2 separate regions of the Homo sapiens genome follow, and region 1 is linked to region 2. A link is a loop called in an ENCODE intact Hi-C map of the cell type or tissue named here. Cell type or tissue: MCF 10A. All regions are shown on one strand. Each heading gives the region's core, and the rest is flanking DNA. Links, peaks and the distances in the headings are about the cores only.

Region 1 (10,048 bases), core at 821-8,820, 660 kb before region 2:
GTTGTGTAGCCACAGCAACATTGAGCACATGGCATTGCTCACTAAAGACTTGACTGCCACCAGAACTGGCTCAGCAGCCAGGACTCACACAGCTTTGCAAGTGACAGGATGTGTGCAGGCCCCAGGGGGTCATTTCACAGGAGAGAGGAGAGGGGAGAGAGTGCAGATCACTACTACCTCACTGGCCATGTAGGTGTAGAGAACTTTGCCTTTGATGACAAACCAGAGCTTCTTCCAGTGCCGCTTGCCCCTCTTACACCGGCTGAGATAGCCACTGATGGCAGAGCCCTCTCCAGAGGCAGCCACCTGGCAGGAGGGAAGCAGAGCGGTCAGCCCACCCCGGTGGTCAGGCACAGTTCAAACAGAGCACAATTCAAAATGACACTGCAAACCATTTGGCTGACTACTTATACTGCTTTGACACTGGATAAGGTCTCAGGATCTATCCAGTACCAAAGTCAGCAAGATAGTGCTTCATGCTTTGAGAAACAGGATTTAATGAATGGACCCAGCTGACTTTGGGAATGCTGATGCTGCCCTCTAGTGGTTTTTCAGATTCTTGGTTCCCTCTCAACCTAAGCCCCTCAACTCAAGAAACTTCGTTCAGGTACTTCGGCGAAAGGTTCTTCCTTCTAAAATTAACTCTTGCACTTTCAACTTATCTCTTCCTCACATTTAGGGAGGGATCCTCTTTGTACTGTTGCCTAAAAGGTATTATAGTCTCCTGCCTAGTGGGGTGTGTGCAGCGTTAAGTCCTTTTATTATTATTACTACTCTTTGTGGTGGCGGGGGGTAGTAGTATTCTGTCCACAGGCTTTATGTGGTGAGGAACGCAGGCTTGGAGTTAATACCAACCTGGATTTCCCATTCAGGCTCTACCAATTACTAGGTGGTTAATGATGAGCAATTTGCTGACTTCTTCTAAGTCTCAATTTCCTTACTAGTAAAAGAGGAATGCAATGTAAAAAATGTGAGGTTTATACATATATGTGATTATGAAATGATCTCTAAGACAAATTAAGTGGAGAAAACAGAAGAGATTCTGTATAATATGTTGTCTTCTGGGTAGAAAAAGAAGATCTATGAATGTACATCTGTATTATGTATGTGCATGAAAATTTCCACAAGGTTCCATAAGAAACTTGATGGCAGTGGGATTGAGGGAGGCTGGGAAGGATGAGAAACTCACTTTTCATCATATGTGCTGTTTTGTACTTTTTTGGGAAAAATGTTTAACCATGTATGTGTTTTTTTTTTTTTTTTTTTTTTTTTTTTGAGACAGAGTCTTGCTGTGTCGCCAGGCTGGTGTGCAGTGGCGCCATCTCAGCTCACTGCAACCTTCACCTCCCTGAGGTTCAAGCGATTCTCCTGCCTCAGCCTCCCGAGTAGCTGGGACTACAGCTGCATGACACCACACCCGGCTGATTTTTGTATTTTTAGTAGAGATGGGGTTTCACTGTGTTAGCCAAGATGGTCTGGATCTCCCGACCTCGTGATCTGCCCACCTCAGCCTCCCAAAGTGCTGGGATTACAGGCGTGAGCCACCGCGCCCGGCCGTATGTGTGATTTCCAAGATTTTTAATTTGCAAAAGGAACAAGTTAATGGATAAAACTGTACCTATTTAAATTTTCCATTCCCTAACACTTTTTTAAACCCTTGCTACCTGCTACTTGATATTAATGGACTAACTTGGAAGCAGCTGATCACACTTGTGGACTCCTTGTGTATTCACAGACATACATTGGTCTGTGGTTGTGAATGGAAATACAGACATACAATCTGGTCCTATTTGTGGGATACAATTGAGTTTAGCCAGTTCTGAAGTTTCCTGCGGAGCCCATGGCCTCCAGGGACGTCAACACCTGAGCCGGGTTGGGACCCCTAGGATGAGGGGATGACATGGAAGGACCAACACAGGAATTTGGCTCCTTTAGAATGAAGAGCCCCCGTGATCTGTGCAGTCTGCTTGGGTACTAGATCTAAGCTATGGGGCAGGAGAAAAAGGAGAGAAAAGAAAGAGGAGGAGGGGAGAGGTAGAGAGAAGGATGGGAAAGATGTCGCCTAGCACCATCACTGTCAAGTCGGTCCTCGTAGCTGGGATGCTTCCATTAGGAATGCTCTGTCTGGAAGAGACTGGTCAGGCTGGGACAGGGCAGGGTCTGACTCCGTCTACCCAGGATGACCATGAACCTTCCAAATGCCCTACTTCCCACTTGGGTAGCCCTGCCTGCTTTACCTCTGTCAGGGCTGAAGGGACTTTCTTCTGCTTCTTGAAGGTCGAGGGGTTAATGCTCTGGAAGACGGATGAAAAGGCACTGCCCGAGAAGCGGGGTGAAGACAGCGGGAAGCTCATGCTCACAGGCCGCTCTGTAACTGAAAGAAGCCACATGGAAGGGAGGTGAGAGGCGTGCCTGCGGCTTGTCTTTGGAACACTGATTCCTGTAAAATCCCTCTAGGAATGTGAGCCATGGGGGTTAAGTGGGACCTGAAAGTCAAGCACTCTTCCTCCCTCCCTCCTGCAGGAACAGACAAAGGCTATGGGGGCTGGGGAGGGGACGCTTTTCCAGGGCGCTGGACAGCCCTTCACCTCCAGGCCTCCAGGTAGCAGGGACTGGGCTGTCTTCTCTGATGACCTTAGTCCAGCCCCGTGGAGTGGAGGCCAGGGAAAGACTTTAGTTTTAGGCCCAAGATACACCTGCTCTCCTTCCTGGGAACTTGACCCTGCTTGGGCAAGGCCTGTCCCTTCAGCACTGACCAGGTCTCTCAGGGGCCGGCTCAGCTTCCCAAGGCTCCTGTGTGGAACAGCTTCACCCCTCCCTGACCCCAGCTCCTCTGCTGCCACGCTTATATAGTCCTTAGTCCCAGAAAGGCGCTACAGGCACAGGCCTATAGGATACTTGACAAGAGGGCCTCTATGGTAAAGGACACAGGAGCTCCCTGCCTCTGTCCCCTTACACACACACTGATTCCTAAGCTTAGCTACCCACAGAGCTCTTCTTCTGGGGACACCGATCAATTTTCCACAGAATCCACATATTGGAAAATGGTGCCCGAACCTCTGTTTCCTCCCTCCATGGAGTGAATAACTCCCTCCAGGGAAAGCGGTTTCAGGCATGAACCATGGACCACAGAGAAGCCACTGGAGCCTGGGGAGAAGCCACCAGGCCACTTGGAAGAAGGCAAGTGGTCCCCAGGTTACCTCTCATCAGGCCCGGGACAGCCCTGCCCCGCTTCTTCAGCTCCCCGAAGCAGCCGTCGCAGACCTTGGCCATCCTGTCCTTCAGGTACTTCAGCGGGTACTTGTTCCGCGAACAGTTCCGGCACACGATCTGCAGGCCCAGGTGGGAAGATTCTCACCCCTCTCAGTGCATGCAAAGGAGACCTGCACCCCTCCCCTCCGCTCCCTCTGCTAATCCACCCACAACTGCCCCTAGGGAGCCCCAGGTTCTGATCATGGAGCTGTGCGTGTCCCCTACTTTTCCGGCAAGGCTTCATCTTGTTTCTGAGCCAGCGCCTATCTGCTTTTCTGATGAGCCCGCGCCCTTAACCACTACATGATACTTTTTTCTCCAAGCACAATAGCCACGTATGCTACGGTTTTCTGTTGAAAACGTGGTGGTGTGGAAGAGGCCTGGGACTTGGAGCTCTGGTTTGATGATCTATAAAATGGGAATTAGCAATCTGTTCCTCTCGGGTTGGTGTGAACATGCCTCACTCTGGGGCTTACAGTAGCTGCTGGACATCCCTGAGCCCCCGGCTGGGCAGGGACATGCCCTTCCCCCACCCCACCCCCATGCACACACTCACCCCAGATGCAGCGACTCACCTTGCCACAGGCGTGACAGTGATGACGCCGCAGGGTGAGGGAGAAGTCGCAGCCGCAGTTCATGCACATCATGACGTGTGTGACAGGCACCAGGGTGGGGGGCCTCTCCCCAAGGCTAACCCCCAGCCTCTCTCGTATCTGCAGCAACAGAATTGGCTGAGTAATGTGGAATGTGGCCAGGAGACCAGCCAGATGCAGAGCCCAGTGAGCCCTGCCCTGCGTCTCTGTGCAGGGTGTGTGATGTGTGGGTGAGTGGGTCTGATGTGAAAGGCCTCTCCTGCACCCTCCAGGATGCTCACCCTTGGTTGGGAAACAGCCAGACTGTGAGAACAAGACTGTGGGTGCTGGGCTCCTAGGTTACACGGAGGCCGCCCCTGACTAGGGTGGGAGCATGGCAGGGGTGTGGGGGGAGCCAGTGCCCCAAGACAGGAGCTACACGTCCATCTGGGTGTGAGTGGCAACAGCAATGCCCGCCCAGGGAACCCCAGGTCTCTGAAGCTGGTGGCCCGTGGGCCCTGCCCACCCACTCACCTCCACGCTATGGTGGAATGCAGCCAGCGCCTGGGCCTTGTAGTCCTCAGGGAGGGCTCTGCTCAGACAGCCATACCACTCGTCCCTCTCTGCACAGGAGCTGCGGGCATGGGCTGGAGTGAGCAAAGGCAGGAGCAGCTCTGCCTCCCACCCTCCATCTCGGCATGGATGAGGTTCTCACTCAGATGCCCCTTGAGCCTGCACCTCTCACACTGCCCAGAACCACCAGCAAAGAAGAGATCACCTGCCAGACTAGGTTTACGAGCAGACCACTGGTCCATTAGCTGTCCTTGGGTCTGTTTCTTCTTACACTGGAATAATGATATTCCCCTAACTCCCAGGGCTGCTGTGGGGATGAAGGGAGATGTGGGACGTGGAACCACATTGTCAACATTGTGCAAAAGCAAGAGACATTAGGAAGGCCCAGAGGGTCCCACACTTCAGGAGAAACGGGCTGGCAGGGGACAGAGGGCTGGGTACCTGTGGAGGATGAGGGGTAGGTGGGAGCTGGCAAAGGTAAACATCTGTGTCTCCCACCTTCCTCATCTCCCCACATAGCTTCCCAGACAGTCATCCAACAGGCACTTTCCAAGTCCCTGCTCTGCACCAGGGAGGGCTTCCTGAGTGGCAAGAGCTACGCCTGGGCTGGGTGCCAGCTAGCTGGGTGAAGTTCTCACAGTGTCCACTAGATGCCGCGCCTACACCACAGGTAAGTGTGCAGCCTGCCCCGGAAAGCAAGCATAAGGGCCCGCTGGCCTGGGCGGGAGCAGTGCTGCAGGGCAGAGGCTGAATCAGCATTGTGGGCAGCAAGACACCATGTCCCTAAAATGTGATGAATGGGTCCTGCGGTCCCCTGGGAGCTTCAAGTGTGAAGGGTCTGGACTAGCAGGAAGGTGACTGGCATGCTAAAGGCCACTGTCCTTGCCCTGGGAGATGGGCAGCCCCACCTGAAGGCCCACGTGTGGATCGTCACCACCCTCAAGTCATGGCCGGACTAACAGAAACTATTTGCTGGCAGCCTCCTGCCCTTGATTTTATCACAAGGAGAGGTGAGGCCACGACCCCCACCCAGGCATCACCTCCTCCAGGAAGCATTCCCTCACTCCTCCAGATGGGGCAGTCCCTCCTTTGGGTTTCCAAGCCCTTTTCTACTCCCTCATGCAGTAGACTGTAACAGATAAGAGCTCTGGTCCACACAGTCCTGGGTTCAAACTCCAGTTCCACCTCACCTGGCTGTGTGACCCTTTTGCAAGCCTCAACTCCCTATGCATGGAAGGAGCCGCAAACCCCAGCTCTAAGGGTGGTGATGAGGATCACGGCGGCGTCTGGGGCCTGACAGGTGTCCAATGCCTGTTACTGCTGTCATTACCACTATTAATTGTTACAGCAGTTACTGCCCTGCATCTGAAGCAGTTTACAACTCTCCTACCTGTAATGTGGGCTCCTGGAGAGCACAACAACGGCTAAATTGTTGCCAGACCTGGCACTGAGGTGTGGCTAATAAATGCTTAAATTTTTTTTTTTTTTGAGACAGGGTCTCACTATGTTGCCCAGGCTGGTCCCAAACTCCTGGCCTCAAGTAATCCTTCAGCCTCAGCCTCCCAGATTGATGGAATTACAGGTATAAGCCACCATGCCCCACCTAATAAATGATTTTAATGAGAAAATGCATCTATGAGAGTGCATGTGCATGAGTGCATTTAGATCCCATTTCACACTCAGAACCGCCCAATGCAGGATAAACCCCCATGTGATAGGCACTGCTGCCATCCCATCTCATGTGCTTGCTGAGAGTAGACACCCAAGCCCCAGAAGCCTTGCTGACCCCTGCCATGCACGTCCCTGGCTGAAGAGCTACTCTTGGCTGGAGGCATACCTCCCTGGTTTCCAAGCCCCCGAGAGCTTGAGCTTACCTTGCCCTGAAAGAAGGAAAAGGGGATGCTCTTTAAGGTCATGGTCTGAAGCCAGAGATGAGGATCCCAGGCAACCCGAGGGCCTGGAGAAAATGCAGACCTTTCTGATAGAAATGCCATGCCCCACTGTGGTCTAAATGTTTGTGTCCCCCCAAATTCAAATGCAGAAATCCTCTTCCCAAAGGTGCTGGTGTTGGGAGGCAGGGCCTTTGGGAGGTGATGAGGCCATGGGTGTGGAGCCCTCACGAATGAGATTAGTGCCCTTATACAAGAGGCCCCAGAGAGACCCTTGCTCCTCCCACCACATGAGGTGGCATTGTCTATGTGAGAAGGCACCGTCTTTGAACCAGGAAGCAGAACCTCACCAGACACCGAATCAGTCAGTGCCTTGACCTTGGACTTCCTGACCTGCAGCCTGTGGGAAATTTCTGTTGTTTATAAGTCACTCAGTTTATGGTATTTTTGTTTTTGTTTTTGTTTTTGTTTTGAGACGGAGTCTTGCTCTGTAGCCCAGGCTGGAGTGCAGTGGTGCAATCTCGGCTCACTGCAAGCTCCACCTCCCCGGTTCACGCCATTCTCCTGCCTCAGCCTCCCGAGTAGCTGCGACTACAGGTGCCTGCCACCACGCCCGGCTAATTTTTTGTATTTTTAGTAGAGACGGGGTTTCACTGTGTTAGCCAGGATGGCCTCGATCTTGTGACCTTGTGATCCATCCGCCTCGGCCTCCCAAAGGGCTGGGATTACAGGCGTGAGCCACCGCGCCCGGCCTGGTATTTTTGTTATAGTGGCCTGAATGGACTAAGACACCACACAGACAGGGCAACATAAGTGATGAACGCTCACTTATTATTTTTTTTCTCTCATCTTCTAGACAGGAACGCAAAAAGGCAGGCCACTTTATGAACAGCAGCACACAATACATTTTTTACTGGCCTTAACTTTTCGTGTTGCTGTAGAGACCCAATCATCCATAAAGAGCTCCACAAACATGAGACATTGCTATTGCCATATTTAAGCCATGGGCTCTAGAAACCCCTGAAGTTATATATAAAATTTTATGAGTGTGTACATTTTTTGGGGGGAGAAAAGTTTTTATCAAATTCCCCAAAAGGTTAAGAAACACTGAAAAGAAAAAAAGTCCTTTGACCCAGAAGGATACTTTGACCCAGAAGGATACCAAAATAAAAACAGCACATCCTTATCTGTTGTTCTGAACCTTCCCATGCTCACACCTCTGCCTTGTGCGCCATCCTCCCTCCACCTGCCCGTACCTCGCAGACAGCATCAGGCAGGACTCGGAAGTCTCAATCTTTAGAGCGTAGGGCACTTTCTCCATCACAGGGCGGCTGACCTGGAAAACCAACAGCAGCCTCCTTCAGGGTGGGGCAGGGAGGGGCAAGTGTAGACCGGCTTCTCCTGGCAGCAGATGAACAGAGGGACCATGTCCACCTACTGCCGTTCTCTAGCCTCAGGGCATACCTTTCTGTGATGGTAGGTGCTGTGGAAGGTGCCTGGCTGCCAGCTCCATCATTCTTGGCCACTCACCCACCGCTGGGAAGGCTGCAGAGCGTCATGCTCAGGGCCCAGCCCGGGCAACCCCAGGTGCACTGTCATGTTGGACAAGTACCTGCCAGTGACCACGTCTCCCATGCCTTTTTCTAACAGGCTCCTCGGTGGAGCCTTTGGTTCCAAAAGGGAACAAACCTCCATGCTGAGAAAGGTGCTTCCTCCTTCCCCTTCCCCATGGTAAAGAGCCTACAGGATCAAGAGAGATTGCACAGTGCCTCTCTCAGCTCTCCTGGCCATCCCTGCCTCTGCCCTTGACAATGACAACCGCCTGCGGCTCCACTGTCCCACCTCAGTGTTGCCCTCTCTAACTTCAGCCTCCTGTTGCACCAGAATTAACTTCCTAAAACCTCCTGCTCCTCAAAGTCCCCAACAGCTCCCAAGTGTTCCCATCTTCAGGACCAAGTTACACGGAGCTAAGCCCCACACATATGCCCATATTCACAGCAGTATTACTCACAACAGCCTAAAGGTGGAAGCCACCAGTGTCCATCGGCAGAGGATTGAATAAACACCATGTGGTCTATCCACACAATGGAAGGAAAATTCTGACCCATACTACAGATGACAGGGATCAACCTTGAGGACACTGTGCTAAGTGAAACAAGGATCAATACTGTGTGACTCCTCATTCGAGGTACCCATAGTAGTCAAATTCATGGACATAGAAAGTAGAATGGTAGGTGCCAGGGGCTGAGAAGGAGGGGAATGGAGAGTTGGTTTTTAATGTGGGCAGAGTTTCAGTCTGGGGAGAGGAAAGAGTTCTGAGATGGATGGTGGTGCTGGATACACAGCAATGTAAATGTGCTTAGTGCCACAGAACTGTACATTTAAAAATGGTTACTTTTAAAATGATATGTGTATTTTATCACAATTAAAAAAATTACCAACCACCTGCTTGTTCCCCCAACCCAGGCCCTTCCTTATGCATTTTCCTCCTCATAGGATGCCCCTCCTTCCCTTCCTTCCTGATCCGACCAAATATTATCCACTCTAAGGGTTCAGTCTCCTCTTCCAAGAAGCCCTCCATCCCCCTCCCCTTTCCCTGGGCAACTTACAGCACAAACTTGCTGTAGCCCAACACTGTTTCCGCAGGGCCTCCCTCTTCCAGCTGGTCTGGGTGCTCCTGGGAGCAGGATGCTGTCCCCTTCTCCCCTGGGGTCTCCCTGTCCCCCAACCCGGGGGTACCTGGCACCAGATATTTACCTTCATGTTGGCCACAGCCAATGTGTTCTTCAGCCGGTACTTCCCATCCTTCTGGGGATAGGTGTACAGGAGCACATCGTTCATCTGGAGAGAGGGAAACCCTATGAGAGGACCCTGGCCCCAGAAGGCTGCGCCAGGCTTCTGTCCTCAAAGGATCCCTGAGCTCCGCTGTGCACAGGCATCTTGTATTCCTCAGTAACCCCCACAGGTGAGCAAAAACGTTGCGGCCAAAATGTGAGCCCCTTCCTTGCCACTCTACTCCTGGTTCGATGCTTGAGAGGAATAAATGCATATGCCCTCAAGAAGTCGTGTGAGTATGTTCATAGTGGCTTTATTTGTAACAGCCAGAAAGTAGGGACAATTCCAATGTCTATCTGCAGGTGAATGGATAAACAAACTGGTCTATCCATATACCACAGAATACCTTATAGCAGCCAGAAGGAACATGCCACCAATACACACCACCACGTGGATGCATCTCAAAATCATGCTGAGTGAAGAAGCGAGGCACAAAAGAGTATATGCTGTTTGATGACATTTCTGTGACACTCCAGAATAGGCAGAACTAATCTAAATAGGGACAAAAGTCAGGCCAGTGGTTGATGGGGGCCCCCAGGGTTGGGAGAAATGAACTCCAAACGGGCACAGAGGAACTTTCTGGAGGTTGGAAATGTTCCACATCTCGACCCAGGTGGTGGTTACACTGTGATATACACTTGTCAGTACCAACTAACACATATGCTTAAGGTTGATGCATTTCACTATAAAAATAAAGCTCGATAAAGTATAGCTAAGGAAGGGTTGGGAGACACCCTGAGGACAGGGAAGTGGTGGGCCCTGCTTGCTGCTGTACTTCCAGGTCCCTTCACAGAGTAGGTGCTCAATTAATATTTGTTGAATGAACAACTAAAGCTCTCCCCACAGCAGGGCAGACAGAAAGACATGTAATGAAAGTCACTTTATCTCCTTAGGAGAGAGTATTTCTGGTTAGCTAAACGGTTTCAG
Region 2 (10,048 bases), core at 1,101-9,100:
TCCTGCCTTGGCCTCCTGAGTCCCTGGGATTACAGATGTCTGCTACCACAACTAGCTCCAGCTCCAGTTCTAACAGGTTGCTGGTCCTGCTCCTCCTCCTTCACTGATCATTTTCGGGATATAGTCAGAGCCCTCAGGCAGCCCTCTCTGATTGCATTTCTGTCTTTGTCTCCCTCCCGAGGGAATTAACTCCTTGCATCTGGAGTTTACCTTCCCATATTTGTTTTCACACATACATCTGTATCTATAAACATTGGTTTTGTTTGCTCTCAAACTTAATGGGACTATGCTGGATGAGTCACCCTTCAGCTTATCGTTTTGACTCAACATCACGTTATGGAGGCTCCTGCACACGGCTGCACAGAGCGTGAATCCATTCATCTGCAGTCTGTACATAAGCCACGATGCATGAAGCCCTTCTCCCGAGGATGGACTCCTAGGCCGTCTCCAGTTGTTTGCCCTCAAGTCAGCTGAACTTGTCTTCCAGAGCACTTGTGCAGAGTTAACCTCAGAGTGCAATGGCTGGGTCACAGGGTCAGGGCGTCTTGCGCTTCCCTTGATGATGCCCAACTGCTTTCCAAGGTGGGGATGCCACTTCACACCCCCACAGCTGCATAGACATCACAGCATTCCACACTGTGAGCAGACCAAACCCTCCCTTCTTAAGTGTGTAGGCTGAGATTGTGGGGAGGCAAGGGGTCCAAGATACCAGAGTCAGGGGCAAAAGGAGCCAGTACTGGAGCCCAGGTCTACGGATGTTGCAGTTATCTATTGCTGTGTGACAAACAACCCCCATGCTTAGTAGTTTGATTTTGCTCATGAATCCACAGTTCAGGCAGGGCTTAGAGGGGAAGGCTCATCTCTGCTCTGTGTGGTGTCAGCTGTGACAGGTTGGCGGGGGGGACCATTTCCAAGATGGTGCACTCATGGCGAGTTGGGGCTGGCTATGAGGGGGAGCTCAGGGGAGGATAAGGGTGGGATGAGGGTCTTGGTTTCATTCCACTCAGCCTCCTTACGGGCTGCTTGGGCTTCCTCAGGGCCTGTCTGGGTTCTGAGAACCAGTATCCCAAAGCTGTCATAGTGGCTCTTCTGCCATACTCCATTGGTCAAGCAGCCACAGGCTGCAGATTCCAGGGGAAGGAGGGGCTAGGTTGCACCCTGCCTCCTGATGGAAGGAACATCAAAGAATTTGGGGGTCATGTGTGAAAACTGACGCACCTGACTTCTGCAACATGCCTTCAATAATGTAAGGTTCCAGATGCTCCGACAGGCAGAAGGTGAATGAGTAGCAGTGTCCGCTAAGGACCACCCTTGTCATGCATGACTCCAAGCACCCAGAAGCATGCAGACCAACAAGGACCTAAAGCAGAGCCTCCCAGAGTCCTGGGCTCCAGTGATAAATCTGTTGATATGCTTTATTTGCCTGGAAGGAGAGGTTTTTATGTAAAAATAACTATCGGCTGTATCAGTCTATTCTTGAATTGCTATAAAGAAATACTTGAGACTGGGTAATTATAAAGAAAATGGGTTTATTTGGCTCATGGTTCCACAGGCTGTACAGGAAGCACAGCAGCATCTGCTTCTTGGGGGGCCTCAGGAAGCTTCCAATCATGGCGGAAGGCGAAGGGGGAACAAGGCACTTCACATGGCCAGAGTGCGAGGAAGAGAGAGGGGAGGTGCCACACACTTTTAAACAATCAGATCTCGTGAGAACTCTATCACAAAAACAGCACCAAATGGGGAAGTCCGCCCCATGATCCAATCACCTCCCACCAGGCATCACCTCCAACACTGGGGATTATAATTCAACATGAGATTTGGATGGGGACACAGAGCCAAACCATATCGTCAGTGTTTCAAAACTGGTAGAAGATTTGGCAACACTGAACTGTCATTTCCAGACGGCCCTGCTGGCCAAAATAAGGAGCGACCACCGGATAAATCCTCTGGTTTACTGCAGTCCCCGACATCCTGAACTGGCCGCTATGGGCCCTCAGGTTGGCAAACCCTAGGTCACGAATTCTAAGACATTAGAAAGACATTGGGGAATAATCATTCCCCAGTGGTTATTAGTGAACACAGTTCAGCGAGTACAGCTGGCAGACAAATGCATGGTGCTGATACGAAGTCCTCAGAAGATGTTCAGCTCTCTAGGAAGAACAATCCCAGAAGGCTTTCCAGAGGAGGTGACATCTCAGTAGTCTTGAAAAATGAGAAGGATTTGGGAGGCCAAGGCAGGAGGATCACTTGAGCTGAGGAGTTTGAGACCAGCCTGTGCAACATTGAGACAGCATCTATACAAAAAAATTCAAAAATTTGCTGGATGTGGTGGTGTGTTCCTATAGTCTCAGCTCTTGGGGGAGGGGACTGAGGTAGTGTTACAGTAGGTAGCTAGTCAGACATGAGCAGGGCAGGAGAGGGCCCTGCCTCCGGATCAGGAATGTGAGGTGACCATCAGGTGACGGTCAGGCGGTTGTTAACTGTCCCTCTAAAATAATGATAATTGGTTACAGCCAGTGCTGGGAAAGCCGGTCTCCCAATAGATAGAAACACCTGAAGCTGGTGATCAGCCGCTTCCTGATAAGATCTCAGGAGTTGGGTGAGTGGGCTCAAGCATGTGCATTAAGAGGCAAAACGGTGGGGTTTAATTGGTATATGAACTTCCTCTAGGAATGCTAGACTGGTAAGAGAAGAATACCTCCAGTGAGCACGTGCACAACTCCAGTAAACACACTGTGCTGGCCGGCCACTGTGCATGTGGACAGCCACCCAAAGGGAAGAATCAGGGGAGAAGGGACACGACCCCCTGGAAGCACTCCAATGTATAAAACCCCAAGTCAAAGGTCAAACCATACACTTGCACCTCTCAAGTCTCCTGCCTGGCCCTCTTTTTGAGTGTACTTTACTTCCTTTCGTTCCTGCTCTAAAACTTTCTAATAAACTTTCACTCCTGCTCTAAAACTTTCTAATAAACTTTCACTCCTGCTCTAAAACTTTCCTCAGTCTCTCACTCTGCCTTATGCACTTTGGTCAGACTCTTTCTTCTGAGGAGGCAAGAACTGAGTTTGCTGCAGACCTGTGTGGATTCACCACCACTAACTGTGGGAGGATCACCTGAGCCCAGGAGGGCAAGGCTGCAGTGAGCCATGATTGCAGCACTGCACTCCAGCCTGGGTGACAGTGTGACCCTGTCTCAAAAGAAAAGAAAGAAAGATGGGAAGGAGTTGTAAATATTCAGGCCTCCAGAAGCTAATGAGTTTGGTCTCTAGTTGGACATCTGAACTTTGAGATCAGAAAAGAAGCAGAAGCAAGTTTCCTCTGGATATCTCTCCCTGCAATCCCAAATCCAATCTCTGCAATCCCTGGTGGAAATAAAAAGCAAAAATGGAGGCACTAGTAGGTGATGATTTGAAAAACATCCAAAGATGCCATGATATTTTCCTCATTGCTGGCCATCCTGCCTCAAATGTCACCATCAGCACCACCATGTAGATTGCAACATTCCGTAGAAAGCACTTATTACTTGAGGGGGAGGTCATTTCTTCACATAAATCACTCATTTGCCCATCAGTCTGAGGCAGTGTGGATTCATTAAGCTGTCAGATTAGCTAGCATAGAGGAGTGCCAGGAAGGAGATGGGGGAGTGAGTGTTGCTAAAGAGAAGACAGCTGTCCTGGGTGATGCTCTCTGCTGGGAGCAGAGCCCAGAGTGGGAGCCCTGAGCACACTGGGGTGAAGGGTCAGACAGGAGGCAGGAGGAAGAAGGTGAGAGCCTCAGGGGCCACCATTCTGCAGGACCTCAATCTCTCTTTTCCAACTGTAATTTCCTCTTCCACCTGACCTTAGTGTGGACTTCTTCACACTAAAGTTCTGGAAGTCTAGGATTCCATAAGTCTAATCTTCCAAAATACTATGATCCCAAGCTGTTATGGATTCTCAGAGTTGCAAGATCATTTTCTTAAGTACGGAGATAAAGATGATAAAGTATTGATTAAGATGGCGTTATCTTTGAAAATGCCAGCAAAGATACTGTGGTTCTAAGGTTCTCCTTCTAGGTGTGATGTTCTCCAGGGTCTAAGTTTTAAAATTCAGTCCTTCTAAGATTTTATGAAGCCATCAACATTTCCCATTTAGACTGAGCTGGAAGCCAGCAATCTGCAGTGAATCCAGTGATTTCTCTATGTTCTATCCGTACTGCTATTTTTCTTTACATTTAACATTTAAATTTAATTTAAAGTTTTTCTTTGGACTTAATCTCATTCTAAATAATAATAGTACATGAAACTGTGGGTTTGAAGGACAAATTCTATTTTTCTAAAAACCGACCAAATAAGCTCTGGTAACGTAGCTCCTGGCACCTCGAACCATCTCAGGCACCACAGGCAACTGGGATACCACATTTCAGAAGCCATTGCCAAAAACGCCAGTCCCTCAACCCCCAACCTATTTCTGCAGGGGAGAGCAAAGCCATCCGTTTACAAATGGGCCGCAGGTCACACCTAGGGCAGGAATTCTTTGGGCACTGAGAATGGGAGGTCCACCCATGGGTCTCCAGGGAAGGTCTTGCCCTGCTGGGTGGAGGTCGGAGTCTGGAGGTCAGGCGTCCTGCTAAGTGGAGTCTCTTGTGGACTGGAGCCAGCGGGGACCCTATGCAACACCGCCATCTAGTGGCCAGAGTGCAAGGCACCGAGGGCAGGAACTTGGAGACAAGTTTGCAGGTCCTGAAATTGGGAAAGCTGGAGAAAAGATAAAGGGACTAATGATTGAGAAACAAATAATTCGATAAAAATAAAATAAATTGTAATATGGAATCTAATCAAGTCCTAAATGGGCACTACAGAAACAACTTATGTGTCCACCATGGGGACTTGGTTAAAGAAATTATGGGATATCATCTTCGGGAATAGTGTGCAGGCATTGTCATAAGTGCCATGAGTGCCATGCTGACATGGAAAGATGCTCAGTTGAGTGGGGAAGAGAGCAGGAATCAGAGTGTCACCATGCAACTTATGCAAAATGTAAGTATAGATCCATTTCGGGCTCACATCTAGAGAGAATGTCCCCAACTCACCATCTTTCCCATGGCAGTAAATGCACCCCATTTACATGGCTGCTCAAGCCAGAAACCTAGAAATCACTCAGCCTCATGTCCCCCACCCTGACTGTTACACCAGCGCATCGCCAAGTCAGTTCTGTCTCTGAAGCCCACCGGCTTGTAATCCTCTCCACGACCACCACCTCTGGCCGGACCAGCATCATGTCTGGCCTGGATGACTGCAGGGGCCTCCAACCTTGCCCTTCTGCATTTTCCAGTACACAGCCCGGAGAATGGCCCCAGCGCCAGCTGGATCATGTTGCTTCCCTGCTTAAACTCCTCCTGCAGTTTCCTGCCTCACTAGAGTAAAAGCACCCTCAAGCCAACCTTGTTCCATACCCTTGACCCCTTCTCTCTCTGCTCCTGCTCACTGGGCTCCTTCAGGTCCTCAAATCTTTTGAGTTCTTTCCCATCCTGGTCTTTCCACCCACTGCTGGTTCCCGGCCCTGAGACAATCCTGGCCCTGCCCCATCCCTGCCAATTTCTACTCAAACCTGGGCACAATGCCGCCTCCTCAGAGCAGGCTCTGTGGGTGATATAGGATTTCACTTTTGTATCTTCTGATTTGTTTGGGAAATAAGTATTATTTTGCTATGATCAAAAAAATCAGATAATGTTCATTTTAAAATAAAATCAAATGTCTAGACCATTGGCACATGGTGAGTTCAGAGCAGGGGGAGGCTCAAAGGCTAGGGAAGGCTTCCTAAGGGAGGGGGAGCTTGAAGAAAAGGAAGCATTGAGCCCAGGAAGGCAAACAGAATTCCAGAAAGGGAAACTTGAACAAAGGCATAGAGGTGGCAGGGCAGCTAGAAGAGGTGGCACCTACTGATTTTGCTTGTTTAAAACCCTTAATTCTGGTTGTAACACCCATTTTTTTTCCTCTGAGGATGCACATTTCCCACATCCTCAGATCATGTGTTTCTAGTGAGGCTGATTCTCATGATATGGGTGTGTGAATTCAGCTGGGCCAATGAGAGCCTTTCCTGAGATTGTTGCTGCACCTATTGAAAAAAGTGTTGTCTTTCCAACAGAGTTGTCAAGCTGGAAGGATGCAAGCCCAATCTTTGCCACCACAAAGGAAGATAATAAAACCCATACGGGAGAAAACAGAGCCACAGATGGAGACAGTCACATTCCTGGTGACAGTGTTTGAGCACCTGGATCCAGCCCAACCTGAGGCCATTTTCTCCTAGGCTTTTTAGATCTGTGAACCAATAAATCCCCGCTTTAGGAGTTGGGCTAGTTTATCGTGAGTGTCTATCATTTATAACCCAAAAATTCCTAAGTTCCACACTAAGCTGGCTGGAACAGAGGCTTGCTATGGAAGACAGTGAGGGAGGCTGAGCAGACACGGCAGAAACAACAAATGTCATGGCCATTCTTTGGAGGCAAGGCCTTTATCCCAGTGGACTGAGGCATCTAGTGTGGGAATTGGAGAGTCTGAATCTCTGAGCCAAGCCAGAAATCTGAAACAACGATAGGCCCTCTCTCTTGACTGCCCACAAGCCACATTGTGTCTTCATTGACCCAGAAATCCTTTGAAAGGAGACCCAGGGACAGAAATGGCCTGGAGCAGCTCCTGTTCTTGGCTTCTTGGGGCTTTGGAAGGAAACCATCTAAGTCTTCCCAGACCGCACTGGGAAGGCCAAGAATCCACAAGACAACTGACCAGCGGGGAGAGATGGGTGAGGGTGGGGACCATTTGGGGCATTTTCCACTGCTCTTGCCCTGTTTGTTCGTGGTCGGTCTGACTGCTCCTGAGGGCCCTGGTCTCTGGCGGGGGCAGGGAGGGGGTGCTGCGGGGCTGGTGGAGGCAAGGGACACAGGCCTGTAGCTCTAGCCCAGAGTTGGGGCCCTCCTAGGAACTGCAGGATGGTGTGATACATGGAGACACCCCCAGCGCCCTGGAGGGGCAGTAGCTATGTCCTGTGCCCTCCCATCATGCCTAGCACAGTTCCTGCCACAGGGTTATATGCATGGCACTAGTTACCATTCAGAAAACAGATCCCAAGTGCTTGCTGGGAGTGAGTAGAAGAGGAGTTCACAAGGACCGAGGTGCGTGATCACGTCAGTGTCACTGACTTGTGTCTTTGGGGCTGACTTGTGCCTTTAGGGCTGTCTCCCATTCCGGCCCTCCTGTAACCGTCACATCCGGTCTCCACAGGGGCAGGACTCCCTCTGAAACCTCTGGCCTGACACCAGCCACATACCACTTTCCAGCTTTCGAGAGGTGCAGCTGAAGATGTGAATGAAAATCAATACATATGGGCAAAGATTCATTAAAATTCAATACTTATTCATGTTTTTTTTTAACTCTCAGCAAAAGAGGCACAGAGGAGAACTTTCTTAATCTGATAAAGAGTTTCCATCAAAGAAATGTGTGTGCGCGCACGCTCACACACACACACACACACAGCTAACATCATCATTAATGGTAAAATACTGAATGCTTTTCTCCTAAGGATAGGAACAAGAAATGGATGTCCGCCACTATCATTTCTATTCAACATTATACAGCAGAGCCCAGTTGTTTCGATGAGGCAGAAATAAAAATAAAAATAATAAAGTTTGAAATGAAACATACAAACTCATTATTTAAGATGATAATATTGTATATGGAAAAAATCCAAAATCCAATAATAACCTATTAGTATTAATGAGTAAGTTTAGCAAGATTGCTGGATATAATCAACATACAAAAATTAGTTTAGTGTGTATGTGCTGGCAACAATTACCAAATGAAAATTTTGAGGTGCCATTTACAATAATACCAAAATAATCATCAAATACTTATGAGTAAGTCTAATGAAAGAAGCACAAGACCTCTATGACGACACAAAACAGTGTAGAGAAATTAAAGAAGACCTAAATAGAGGACTGTAGCCTGCTTGTTGTTTGACCAGCTTAATATTATTACAATATTAAGTTGCCAGATTGATCTGTATGTTTAATACAAACCCATTCCAGCAGGTATTTACAAGAAAATTGGCATGCTGTTTTCAAAATTTATGTGGAAATTCCAAGGACCTAGAATAGGTAAAGCAATCTCACAAGAGTACGAAGCTGGATGACTTAATGTACTGGATGTCAAGGGTTTTTTCTAAATCCAGAGTAAGAAGGCAGTGTGGCATACTGTGATCCTAGTCAAGTGGACCAATACAACACAGTAGGGAGCCCAGAAACAAACCCACACGTGTTCAATCCCTGGATTCACAAGAAAGATGCACAATTCAGTGAGGAAAGGTGATATTTAATAAATGGTATTAGTTCAATTGGAGAGTCATATGGGGGAAAAATGGGCCTACCTCATATCATACCCCAAAATTAATTCGAGATCCATCATAGACCTAAATTAAAACAAAAAATCTTCTGGAAAATAAAATACAAGAATATCTTCATGACCCTGGGGTAGACAAAAATTTCTTAACCAAACAGGTTGAGAGATGTTTGAAATACATCTATGAAAATAAATACCAATATCCAGAACATACAAAGAACTTTTATAAATTAATAAGAAAAAGACAGGCTAGGCACAGTGGCTCATATCTGTAATCGCAGCACTTTGGGAAGCCGAGGCAGGAGGATCACTTGAGCTCAGGAGCTTGAGGCCAGCCTGGGCAACACAGCGAGACCATGTCTCTACTAAAATTAAAAAAAAAAAAAAATAGCTGGGTGTGGTAGGGGCACCTGTGCTCCCAGCTACTTGTGAGGGTGAGTTGGGAGGATTGCTTGAGCCCTGGAGATCCAGACTGCAGTGAGCCGTGATCACGTGACTGCACTTCAGCCTGGGTGCCAGAGCAAGACCCTGTCTCAAAAAGAAAAAGAGAAAGAAAAAGACAGACATCCCAGTTTTTAAAGTGGGCAAAAAGCTGTGAACAGAGACTGCACCAAAAAGCACATCTAAATAGCCAATTATCATATAAGCATTATTAACATCTTGGAAATGCAGATTAAAGTCACAGGAAGATGCCATCACACTCCTCACTAAAATGGCTAGCAGGTGTGGTGCACTGGCAGCTATACTGCTGTCAGCAGGTGGCCTGCAGCTGTCGGCTCCTCCAAGGTCTACCTCTGCTAGGAGAGCCACCCCGCCCTAGGTCATGGCCCTCCTGGGGCAGCCCAGATCAGGCGGCAGAGTGCAGCAGGGCTTAGAGGTCAGCCTTTTGTTTCCACTGGATGTGGGTCACGCTGCTGGGCAGAACTCACGCCAGCCAGCTCCCTGCTAGGTTAACTGGGGCTTTGTCTAGCCTGAGTCACAGCTCAGCTCTTCTCTCTGCCCCAACTTGTTCCTTCCTTTTCTCTTCACAGGTGTGGATCCCCAATAACTGTCTCCAGATCCAAACTCCATGGCCAAATCTGCTCCCAGAGAAACCAGCCTGCACAGTGAGGATGTGGGTATGGAGCAACTGGAACCCTCAACTATTGCTGTTTGGATCATCACTTAACACCACTTCAGAAAACTTTTGGCAGCATTATATTATATATTAGTATTCTAATGCTAAACTCAGTCTACATAGACCCTAAGACCTAGCACATTCTCTTCTAGGTAGATGCCCAACTGAAATCAGTGCTTATGTCCTCAGAAGCCCTGTTCACAGAAGCTTGATGCGTAATAGCCACAACTGGCAACAGACCAAATGTCCATCATCAGGAGAATGGATAGACACGTGGGGGGCAGTTCAATGCAATGCTAACAGCACATCAAAAGGAAAAAGGCTGCTGCTACACACAACATGGATTCAACACACAGGCTTTGTGTTCAACAGAGGAAACCAGGCACAGAAGAGTGCACATATCCTGTGTGTATATACACAGTACACACAACTTGTGTGGCTCCATTTACATGGTGACCAAACCTAGGCACAACTAATCTGTAATGATAGAAGTCTGGAGAATGGAGAAATTGAGGCTGGAGGGAGCTTGCTGGGGAGCTGCAAGTGTCCAATATATTGAT

What was found. Peaks named below come from ENCODE experiments on the same cell type or tissue, not always from the same donor. Only the 100,000 strongest peaks of a DNase experiment are listed, where the experiment ranks them.
Region 1: a loop joins it to region 2, with 34 times the contacts of the local background. A loop is called at or near these places in 12 of 110 quality-filtered maps.

The regions. Positions count from the first base shown.
Region 1 is chr3:14,916,328-14,926,375 of GRCh38, reverse strand. FGD5 (FYVE, RhoGEF and PH domain containing 5) reads right to left here. Exons shown (of 20, transcript NM_152536.4): 12 at 9,044-9,127; 13 at 7,543-7,622; 14 at 4,359-4,458; 15 at 3,828-3,965; 16 at 3,201-3,330; 17 at 2,238-2,368; 18 at 178-306. It overlaps LOC105376963 (a long non-coding RNA gene), which reads left to right and starts at 2,314. Exons shown (of 4, transcript XR_007095829.1): 1 at 2,314-2,399; 2 at 3,028-4,075; 3 at 4,917-5,067; 4 at 5,893-6,029. RefSeq lists silencers at 440-734, 2,012-2,191 and enhancers at 3,036-4,235, 4,751-5,250. In MCF 10A, for the core only: a CTCF peak has its summit at 5,045 (motif pointing right); a DNase peak (open chromatin) is centred at 5,045.
Region 2 is chr3:14,255,944-14,265,991 of GRCh38, reverse strand. No RefSeq gene overlaps it. Among named protein-coding and RNA genes, the nearest start is that of LSM3, 82 kb to the right of the region's middle. In MCF 10A, for the core only: a CTCF peak has its summit at 4,662 (motif pointing left); a DNase peak (open chromatin) is centred at 4,661.